Regions from separate parts of the Homo sapiens genome. Here region 2 is linked to region 1. A link is an interaction called in ENCODE POLR2A ChIA-PET data of the cell type or tissue named here. Cell type or tissue: B cell. All regions are shown on one strand. Region 1 has its middle 23 kb from the start of TOB2. Region 2 overlaps XRCC6 (X-ray repair cross complementing 6).

Region 1 (5,000 bases):
CCTTAAATATTTTAAAATAAATAAAATTGGCTGGGCGCGGTGGCTCATGCTGTAATGCCAGCACTTTGGGAGACTAAGATGGGCGGATCAACTGAGGTCAGGAGTTAAAAGACTAGCCTGACCAACATGGTGAAACCCTGAAAATCTTCTAAAAATACAAAATTAGTTGGGTGTGGTGGCACATGTCTGTAATCCCAGGTGCTTGGGAGGTTAAGGCAGTAGAATTGCTTGAACTTGGGAGGCGGAGGTTGCAGTGAGCCGAGATCACACCATTGCACTCCAGCCTGGACAACAAGAGTGAAAGTCTCAAAAATAAAATAAATAAAATTATAATTTGATAAATTTTGTATACCCATGAAAGCATCACTACGATCAAGGTAATGACTATATCTCTCACCTCCAAGTTTCGTTATTCCCTGCCATTTTAAAAAAATTTTATTATTATTTTTTGAGACAGGGTCTCACTCTGTTGCCCAGGCTGAAGTGCAGTGGCTTGATCTCAGTTCACTGCAGCCTTTACCTCCCGGGTGCAAGTGATCCTTTCACCTCAGCCCCCAAGTAGCTGGGACTACAGGCACGTGCCACCACGCCCACCTAATTTTTATATTTTTTGTAGAAATGGTGTTTTACTGTCTTGCCCAGGCTGGTCTTGAACTCCTGAGCACTTTGGCTTCCTAAAGTGCTAGGATTACATATTCCCCTTTTTAAATTCCTCCTGCTTGACCCCGCCATCCTTGTGTCCCCAGGCAACCACTAATCTGCTTTCCTTCGCTACAGGTGAATTTGCATTTTCTATAAATGGAATCAGATAGTACCTACTTATTTTTCTTTTAAGGTGTGGCTTTCAGCCAGGCATGGTAGCTCACACCTGTGATCCCAACACTTTAGGAGGCTGAGGAGGGTGGATCACGAGGTCAGGAGATCAAGACCATCCTGGCTAACACGGTAAAACTCCGTCTCTACTAAAAAATACAAAAAATAAGCCGGGCATGGTGGCGGGCGCCTGTAGTCCCAGCTAATCAGGAGGCTGAGGCAGGAGAATGGCATGAACCCGGGAGGCAGAGCTTCCAGTGAGCCAAGATAGCGCCACTGCACTCCAGCCTGGATGACAGAGAGAGACTCCATCTCAAAAAAAAAAAAAATTTTTTTTTTGGGCCAGGCGCGGTGGCACACACCTGTAATCCCAGCACTTTGGGAGGATGAGGCAGGTGGATCACCTGAAGTCAGGAGTTCACAACCAGCCTGACTAACATGGTGAAACCCAGTCTCTACTAAATACAAAAAAATTAGCCAGGCATGGTGGCACATGCCTGTAATCTGAGCTACTTGGGAGGTTGAGGCAGGAGAATCACTTGTACCTGGGAGGCGGAGGTTGCAGTGAGCTGAGATTGAGCCATTGCACTCCAGCCTGGGCAACAAGAACAAGACACCGTCTCAAAAAAAAAATTTTTTTTTTGGCAGAGCATGGTAACACACACCTGTAATTCCAGCACTTTGGGAGGCCAAGGCAGGCAGTTCACCTGAGGTCAGGAGTTCGAGACCAGCCTGGCCAACATGTTGAAACCCCATCTGTACTAAAAATACAAAAATTAGCCATGCATGGTGTTGTGTGCCTGTAGTCACAGCTACTCAGGAAGCTGAGGCAGGAGAGTCACTTGAACCTGGGAGGTGGAGGTTGCAGTGAGTGAGCTGAGATTACGCCACTGCATTCCAGCCTGGGTAACAGAGTGAGACTCCGTCTTAAAAAACAAATTTTTTATTGGTGTGGCTTTTACTCAGCATTATTATTTTGAGATTCAGCCATGTTGTGTGTGTCAGTAGTTCATTTATTTTCATCACGAATAGTAGTCCATAGTATAAATGTGCCACCATTGGTTCAACCATTCACCCATTGAAGGACATTTGGGTGTTTCCAGTTTGGGGCCATAACAAATAACGCTGGTATGAACATTTGCATATAAGTATTTTATTTTTCTTTGAGACAGGGACTCACTCGATTCCCCAGGGTGGAGTGCAGCGGTACGATCATGGTTCACTGCACCCTCGATCTTCTGGGCTCAGGTGATCCTCCCCGCTCAGCCTCTGAAGTATCTGGGACTACAGGTAGGCACCATACCTGGCTTAATTTTTAAAAAGGTTTTTGTGGTTTAGCTGGGCTTGGTGGTGTGTGCCTGTAATCTCAGCTATTTGGGAGGCTGAGGCAAGAGAATCACTTGAACCTGGGCGACAGAGATTGCAGTAAGCCAAGATGGCACCATTGCACTCCAGCCTGGGCGACAGAGCAAAATTACATCTCAAAAAAAAAGAAAATTCTGTAGAGATAGGATCTTGCTATGTTGCCCAGGCTGGTCTCAAACTCCTGGACCCAAGTGATCCTCCCACCTTGGCCTGCCAAATACTTGGGATTATAGGCATGAGCCACTGCACCTCACAAAGACTTGCATGCACTTGGCCTTGCATGCAAGTCTTTATAAGGACATAACGTTTATTTCCTTCCCCCTTTTTTTTTTTTTTTGAGACGGAGTCTCGCTCTCATTGCTCAGGCTAGAGTGCAGTGGTGCTATCTCGGCTCACTGCAATCTCTGCCTCCTGGGTTCAAGTGATTCTCCTGCCTCAGCCTCCCAAGTAGCTGGGATTACAGGCGCCAGCCACCACGCCCGGCTAATTTTTGTATTTTTAGTAGAGATGGGATTTCACCATGTTGGCCAGGCTGGTCTTGAACTCCTGACCTCAGGTGATTGGCCCACCTTGGCCTCCCAAAGTGTTGAGATTATAGGCGTGAGCCACCTCACTAGGCCTTATTTCTTTTTCCTTTTTTTGTTTTTTGAGACGGAGTCTTGCATCTCGCTCTGTCGCTCAGGCGGTAATACAGTAGCAAGTTCTCTGCTCACTGCAACCTCCACCTCCTTGGTTCAAGCAATTCTCCTGCCTCAGCCTCCTGAGTGGCTGGGACTCCAGGCGTGTACTCCTACGTCCGGCTAATTTTTTTTTTTTTTTTGAGATGGAGTCTCACTCTGTCGCCAGGCTGGAGTGCAGTGGCACGATAGCGGCTCACTGTAACCTCCGCCACCGGGGTTCAAGTGATTCTCCTGCCTCAGCCTCCCGAGTAGCTGGGACTACAGGTGCGTACCATCACGCCCAGCTAATTTTTGTATTTTTAGTGGAGATAGGGTTTCACCGTGTTGGCCAGGATGGTCTCGATCTCTTGACCTCATGATCCACACACCTCAGCCTCCCAAAGTACTGGGATTACAGTCGTGAGACACTGTGCCCAGCCTATTTCCTTTTCTTGTGAGGAGATAGGAATAGAATGGCTGTATCACATGGTAAATGTATAACTTCTTTTTGAGCCCAGGTCTCACTCTGTCATTCAGGCTGGAGTTCAGTGGCCCACTGCAGCCTTAACATCCCAGTCTCAAGCAATCCTCTCACCTCAGCCTCCTGAGTAGCTGGGACCACAGGTGCCAGCCATAACACCTCACTAATTTTTTTTTTTTTTTTTTTGAGACAGAGTCTTGTTATGTTGCCTGGGCTGTAGTGCTATGGGGGAATCTCAGCTCACTTCAACCTCTGCCTCCCAGGCTCAAGCGATTCTCCTGCCTCAGCCTCCCAAGTAGCTGGGACTACAGGCACACACCACCATGCTTGGCTAATTTTTGTATTTTTAGTAGAGATGAAGTTTCACCATTTTGGCCAGGCTGGTCTCAAACTCCTGACCTAGTGATCTGCCTGCCTTGGCCTCCCAAAGTGCTGGGATTACAGGCATGAGCCACCACGCCCAGCCCACTAATTTTTTAAGTTTTTGTAGAGATGGGGTCTTGCCATGTTGCCCAGGCTGGTCTTGAACTCCTGGGCTTAAGTGATCCTCCCACCTCAGCCTCTCAAAGTGGTAGGATTACAGGTGTAAGCCACCACGCTTGACCATTTTTTGTAGAGACAAGGTCTTCTCACTGTGTTGCACAGGCTGGTCTTGAACTCCTTGGGCTCAAACAATCCTCCCACCTTGGCCTCCCAAAGTACGGGGATCACCGGCATGAGCCACCATGTCTGGCTGTATGTTTAACTTTTTAAGAAACTTCCCGGCCAGGCGCAGTCGCTCACGCCTGTAATCCGAGCACTTTGTGAGGCCGAGGCGGGCGGATCACAAGGTCAGGAGATCGAGACTTTCCTGGCTAAACGGTGAAACCCCATCTCTACTAAAAATATAAAAAATTAGCTGGGCGTGGTGGCGGGTGCCTGTAGTCCCAGCTATTCGGGACACTGAGGCAGGAGAATGGCGTGAACCCGGGAGGCGGAGCTTGCAGTGAGCCGAGATTGCGCCACTGCACTCCAACCTGGGCAACAGAGCAAGACTCCATCTCAAAAAGAAAACAAAAACAAAAAAAAAAGAAGAAACTTCCCTTCTGGCCGGGCGCGGTGGCTCACGCCTGTAACCCCAACATTTTGGGAGGCCGAGGCAGGTGGATCCCCTGAGGTCAGGAGTTCAAGACTAGCCTAGCCAACATGGCGAAACCCCGTCTCTACTAAAAATACAAAAAAATTAAGTGATGTGGTGGCAGGCGCCTGTAATCCCAGCTACCTGGGAGGCTGAGACAGGGAGAATTGCTTGAACCCGAGAGGCAGAGGTTGCAGTGAGCCGATATCGAGCTACTACACTCCAGCCTGGGCAACAGAGCGAGACTCTGTGAAGAAAAAAAAAAAAGAAGAAACTTCCCTTCCACATTATTTTCCAAAATGGTTGTACCATTTTACATTCTCATCAGCAGTATATAAAGTTACTAATTCCTGCACATCTTCACCAGCATTTGGTGTGTACAGTCTCTTTCATTTTAGCTGTTTTAATAGGTATGTTCATTGTGGTTTTAGGCGGGGTGCGGTGGCTCAAGCCTGTAATCTCAGCACTTTGCGAGGGGTTTTACGTTTCTGCCTTCTGGAAACCTCTGTGGTTTGTTGAAAGAGTCACTTACACTTGCTGTGCCCTTGGCTTCACCCTTCACTCC
Region 2 (5,000 bases), 220 kb after region 1:
CTGTCTTCCTCTAAAATAGTTTATTTCAGGATAGCAGAAGCTATTTGCTGCTTTATCTCTGGCAAGAGCTGGCATGATATTTCTCTAAAGTAACACAGCCCTCCATTTCGTGGGGGTAGACAGTTATGGTCTAAGAGTATCCTTAGCTGTACTCACTAGTACAGTCATGTGTTAATTAATGATAGGGATACCTTCTTAGAATTGCGTCATTAGGCGATTTTGTCATTGTGCAAACATAGAGGGTACTTCACACACCCAGAGAGTACAGCTTGACTACACACCTGGGCTGTGTGGTTAGCCTGTTGCTCTTAGGCTACAAACCTGTATAGCATATTACCATACTGTTTACTGTAGGCAATGGTAAGTATTTGTGTATCTAAATGTATCTAAAGGTATAGAAAAGGTACAATAAAAATATGATATAGGCCAGACACGGTGGCTCACGCCTTGTAATCCCACCACTTTGGGATGCCGAGGCGGGTGGATCACAAGTTCAAGAGATTGAGACCATCCTGGCCTACATGGTGAAACCTTGTTCTCTACTAAAGATACAAAAATTAGCTGGACGTGATGGCGCGCGCCTGTAGTCCCAGCTACTCAGGAGGCTGAGAATCGCTTGAACCCAGGAGTCAGAGGTGGCAGTGAGCCAAGATCATGCCACTGCACTCCAGCCTGGTGACAAAGTGAGACTCCGCCTCAAAAAAAAAAAAAAAAAAAAAAGAAATATGGTATAAAGATAAATGGTATACCTGCATAGGGCACTTACCACGAATGGAACTTACAAGACTAGAAGTGGCTCTGAGTGAGTAGTGAGTGAAAGTGAAGGCCTAGGACATGACTGCATACTTTTATATAACTGGCAGCACAGTAGGTTTGTTTACACAGCATCACTACAGATGCATGAGTGATGCCTTGTGCGACAAACTTACGACAGCTATGATGTCAGTAGGTGACAGGAAATTTTGAGCTTCATTATCATCTTAACAGACCATCATTGTATGTGCGCCCTATTGTTGACCAAAATGTTAGTGGTGCATGAGTGTGCATTATTTGCTTTATTCTTCTCTGTAAATTGGTGACAACAATACCTGCCTCATTAGGTTACTGTGAAGAGTTAGTGAAGAGCACAAAACAGAGCCTGTTAGGGAGCAAAAACTCATAAATGTTAGTTATGATCATTGTTAAAATTGTGTCATTCTGATTTCTTATAAACCTGAGACCAATGGGAACCAGATTGCTAGATTCTTTTTCTTTTTTTTTTTTTTTTTTTTTTTTTGAGACAAAGTCTCACCCTGTTGCCCAGGCCAGAGTGCAGTATGATCACAGCTCACCTTAGCCTCGACCTCCTGAGCTCCAGTGATCGCCCCATATCAGTGTTCTGAGTAACTGGGACCACAGGCGTGTGCCACCATGCTCTGCTGATTATTTTTTATTTTTATTTTTATTTTTTGTGAGATGGGGTCTCACTGCTTTGCACAGGCTGGTTGCAAACTCCTGGGCTCAAGAAATCCTCCCATTTAGGCCTCCCAATGTGCTGGGATTACAGGCGTGAGCTACCATGTGTCCATGTGTAGCCTAGATTCTCTCTCTTTTTTTTTTTTTGAGATGGAGTCTTGCTCTTTTGGCCGGGCTGGAGTGCAGTGGTGCGGTCTCAGGTCACTGCAAGCTCCGCCTCCCGGGTTCATGCCATTCTCCTGCCTCAGCCTCCTGAGTAGCTGGGACTACAGGCGCCTGCCACCACACCCGGCTAATTTTGTATTTTTAGTAGAGACGGTTTCACCGTGTTAGCCAGGATGGTCTCGATCTCCTGACCTCGTGATCCGCCCGCCTCGGCCTCCCAAAGTGCTGGGATTACAGGCTTGAGCCTCTGCGTCCGGCCTAGATTCTGTTTTTTTTAGAGAGCCTTGATATTAGAATCCTAAAGGTTACTCATTGTTTCTTCCTAAAGACCTACAGCCTTTTATTTATTAAGAGACGGTGTCTCACTCTTGCCCAGGCTGGAGTACAATGGCACCACAGCCTACAACTCCTGGGCTCAGGCAGTCTTCTGTGGTCTTCCTGTCTCAGCCTCCCAAGTAGCTTTTTTTTGAGACAGAGTCTTGCTCTGTCGCCCAGGCTGGAGTGCAGTGGCGTGATCTCAGCTCACTACAAGCTCCGCCTCCCGGGTTCATGCCATTCTCCTGCCTCAGCCTCCCGAGTAGCTGGGACTACAGGCACCCGCCACCACGCCGAGCTGATTTTTTTGTATTTTTAGTAGAGACGGGGTTTCACCGTGTTAGCTAGGATGGTCTTGATCTCCTGACCTTGTGATCCACCCGCCTCAGCCTCCCAAAGTGCTGGGATTAAGGGCGTGAGCCACCACACCCTGCCCCAAGTAGCTTTTTTTGTAGACTTGGGGCTCTTGGTATGTTAACCAGGCTGGTCTGAGACTCCTGGCCTCAAACGTTCCTCCTCAAGCTTTCATTCTGGAGTGGTTTCCTCAGTATAGGGGTCCATGACCTTTGGTAACTTTTAAGCAGTTTTTAAGAGTTTACTGACAATTCTACCAGAAAACCCAAGAAATTTTTTTGAGGAGACCTTGAATCACTCATTGCCACAGTTGTAGTTTTGTCATTGTTCTCCTTTTCCTCTTGGAAACTATTTTTCTTTCCTCAGACAAGTATCTTGTCACCTCTTCACCTGTCTTGAAATGATGCGATGTTGTTTATACTACAGTTTGGAAGTCTACTACACATTTTGGTGGAGATGGATGGGGAGGATAGAATAGTGGGTAAATGTAGGCCTTGTTGTCAGATTGTTTGGATTCTAGTCCTGGTCCCTTTGCTATGCGACCTGACTTCTCTGAGCCTTAGTAAAATGGGAGCAAAAAATGGTACCTCCTTGGGTAGGTGCAGTGGCTCACGTCTGTAATCCCAGCATGTTAGTAGGCCGAGGCAGGAGGATTGCTTGAGTCCAGAAGCAAGACCAGCCTGGGCAACCCAGGGAGACCCTGTCTCTCTTTATTAAAAAAATTAAAAAACTGTACTTTCACATAGGATTGCCGTGAGCATTAAATGAGATAACCTAGGCATAGTGCTTGGCCCGTGGTAATTATTTATAAATGTTAGCTGTTCTTATTTTGTGGAACAGTCATTGTAGGATGGATACTTGATATAAATAATAATAAATTGGAGATATTGAGAACTAACAATGCCTTAGGGCTAAGGCCTAGAAAAATATTAAACTTACGCTTTTTAAAAAATTTTTAATTTTTGTGGGTACATGGTAGGTGTATATACTTATAGGATCCATGAGATATTTTGGTATAGGCATGCAATGCGTAATAATTACATCAGCATAGATGGGTTATCTATCACCTTAAGCACTAATCCTTTGTATTATAAGCAATCTGATTATACTCCTTTAGTTATTTTAAAATGTACTGTTATTATTGACTATAGTCACCCTGATCTGCTCTAAAGTATTAGATCTTATTCATTCTTTCTATTTTTTGTACTCATTAACCATCCCCACTGCCCCATCACTACCCCCTTACCCTTCACAGCCTCTGGTAACCATCCTTTTCTGTGTCCATGAGTTCAATTGCTTTACTTTTTATCTCCCAGAAATAAGAACATTCAAAGTTTGTCTTTCTGTGCCTGGCTTATTTCACTTAACATAGTGAAACAACATTGCATAGTGAATGCAACAACATTTATGTTGTTACCAATGACAGGATCTCCTTTTTTTTTGAGCCTGAGTCTTGCTCTTGTTGCCCAGGTTAGACTGCAATGGCGCGATCTCGGCTCACTGCAACCTCTGCCTTCTGGATTCAAGCAGTTCTCCTGCAGCCTCCCAAGTAGCTAGGATTACAGGCATGCACCACCACGCCCGACTAATTTTGTATTTTTAGTAGCGACACAGTTTCACCATGTTGACCAGGCTAGTCTCGAACTCTGGACCTCAGGTGATCCACCTGCCTCAGGATCTCATTTTTTATGGCTGAATAGTACTCCATTGTACTACACTTTCTTTATCCATTCTTCTTTTGATGGACACTTAGGTCGCTTCCAAATCTTGGCTGTTGTGAATAGGGCTGCAATAAACATGGGAGTGCAGATATCTCTGATATACAGATTTCCTTTCTTTGGGGTGTATACCTAGCAGTGGGATTGCTGGATCATACAGTAGTTTTCTTTTTAGTATTTTCAGGAACCTCCAACCATTTTAACTGAGGTGAGATGATATCTCAGATTATGTTAGAGTTTTTTCCTGTAGAGTTGTTTGGGTTCCTTATATATTCTGGTTCTTAATCCCTTGTCAGATGGATAGTTTCCAGATATTTTCTCTTCTCTTTGTCGATCATTTCCTTTGTTGTGCAGAAGCTTTTTAACTTGATGTGATCCTATTTGTCCGTTTTTGCTTTGGTTGCCTATGCTTCTGGAGTATTACTTAAGAAATCTTTGCCAAGCTCAATGTGCTGGAGAATTTCCCGGTATGATTTTGTGGTTCCACATACATTTTAGGATTGTTTTGTCTATTTCTGTGAAGAATGTCATTGGTATTTTGATAGGGATTACATTGAATCTGTAGATTGCTTTGGGTAGTCTGGGCATTTTAACAATATTTAAACTTACTGTAGCAATCTATAGAGTGAGACCCTGTCTACAAAAAAAAATAGTTACTTTTGAAGATTGTGCAGTTTTGTAATTGGTTGCATTTATCGTCAACTCTCCTTCAAGCAGCCTTTAGACACTGATTTTCACATCTAAGAAGCCACCAAATGGTTGATGTTGTTAGTAATGCATCTGTTACCAACACTCATCTGTGAGTCACATCATGCATTTCCAAGTTGATCTGAAGGTATATTAGGTGCTTGCCCCAGGAACCAAAATTTCTATTTGTGGCTCTGCTCAAAACCAGTGTTGTCTCCACGGTGTGAACCTGTATATCTTCGAACTATACAGACACTTGTCTAAACATGTTCTTTTCTTTAAATACTGCTAGGTGTTCCACAACAG

Evidence for each region. ChIA-PET counts read pairs that join two places held together with the same protein. Peaks named below come from ENCODE experiments on the same cell type or tissue, not always from the same donor. Only the 100,000 strongest peaks of a DNase experiment are listed, where the experiment ranks them.
Region 2: POLR2A ChIA-PET joins it to region 1 with 5 read pairs; 3 of 35 experiments call an interaction of 5 or more read pairs at or near these places.

Annotation. Positions count from the first base shown.
Region 1 is chr22:41,420,995-41,425,994 of GRCh38, forward strand. No RefSeq gene overlaps it. Among named protein-coding and RNA genes, the nearest start is that of TOB2, 23 kb to the right of the region's middle. In B cell, no CTCF peak of the experiment used is centred here; DNase peaks (open chromatin) are centred at 1,947, 2,436 and 4,897; H3K4me3 peaks cover 769 bases; H3K27ac peaks cover 1,713 bases.
Region 2 is chr22:41,638,079-41,643,078 of GRCh38, forward strand. The region is part of intron 6 of XRCC6 (X-ray repair cross complementing 6); the gene reads left to right. Among named protein-coding and RNA genes, the nearest start is that of XRCC6, 19 kb to the left of the region's middle. In B cell, no CTCF peak of the experiment used is centred here; no DNase peak of the experiment used is centred here.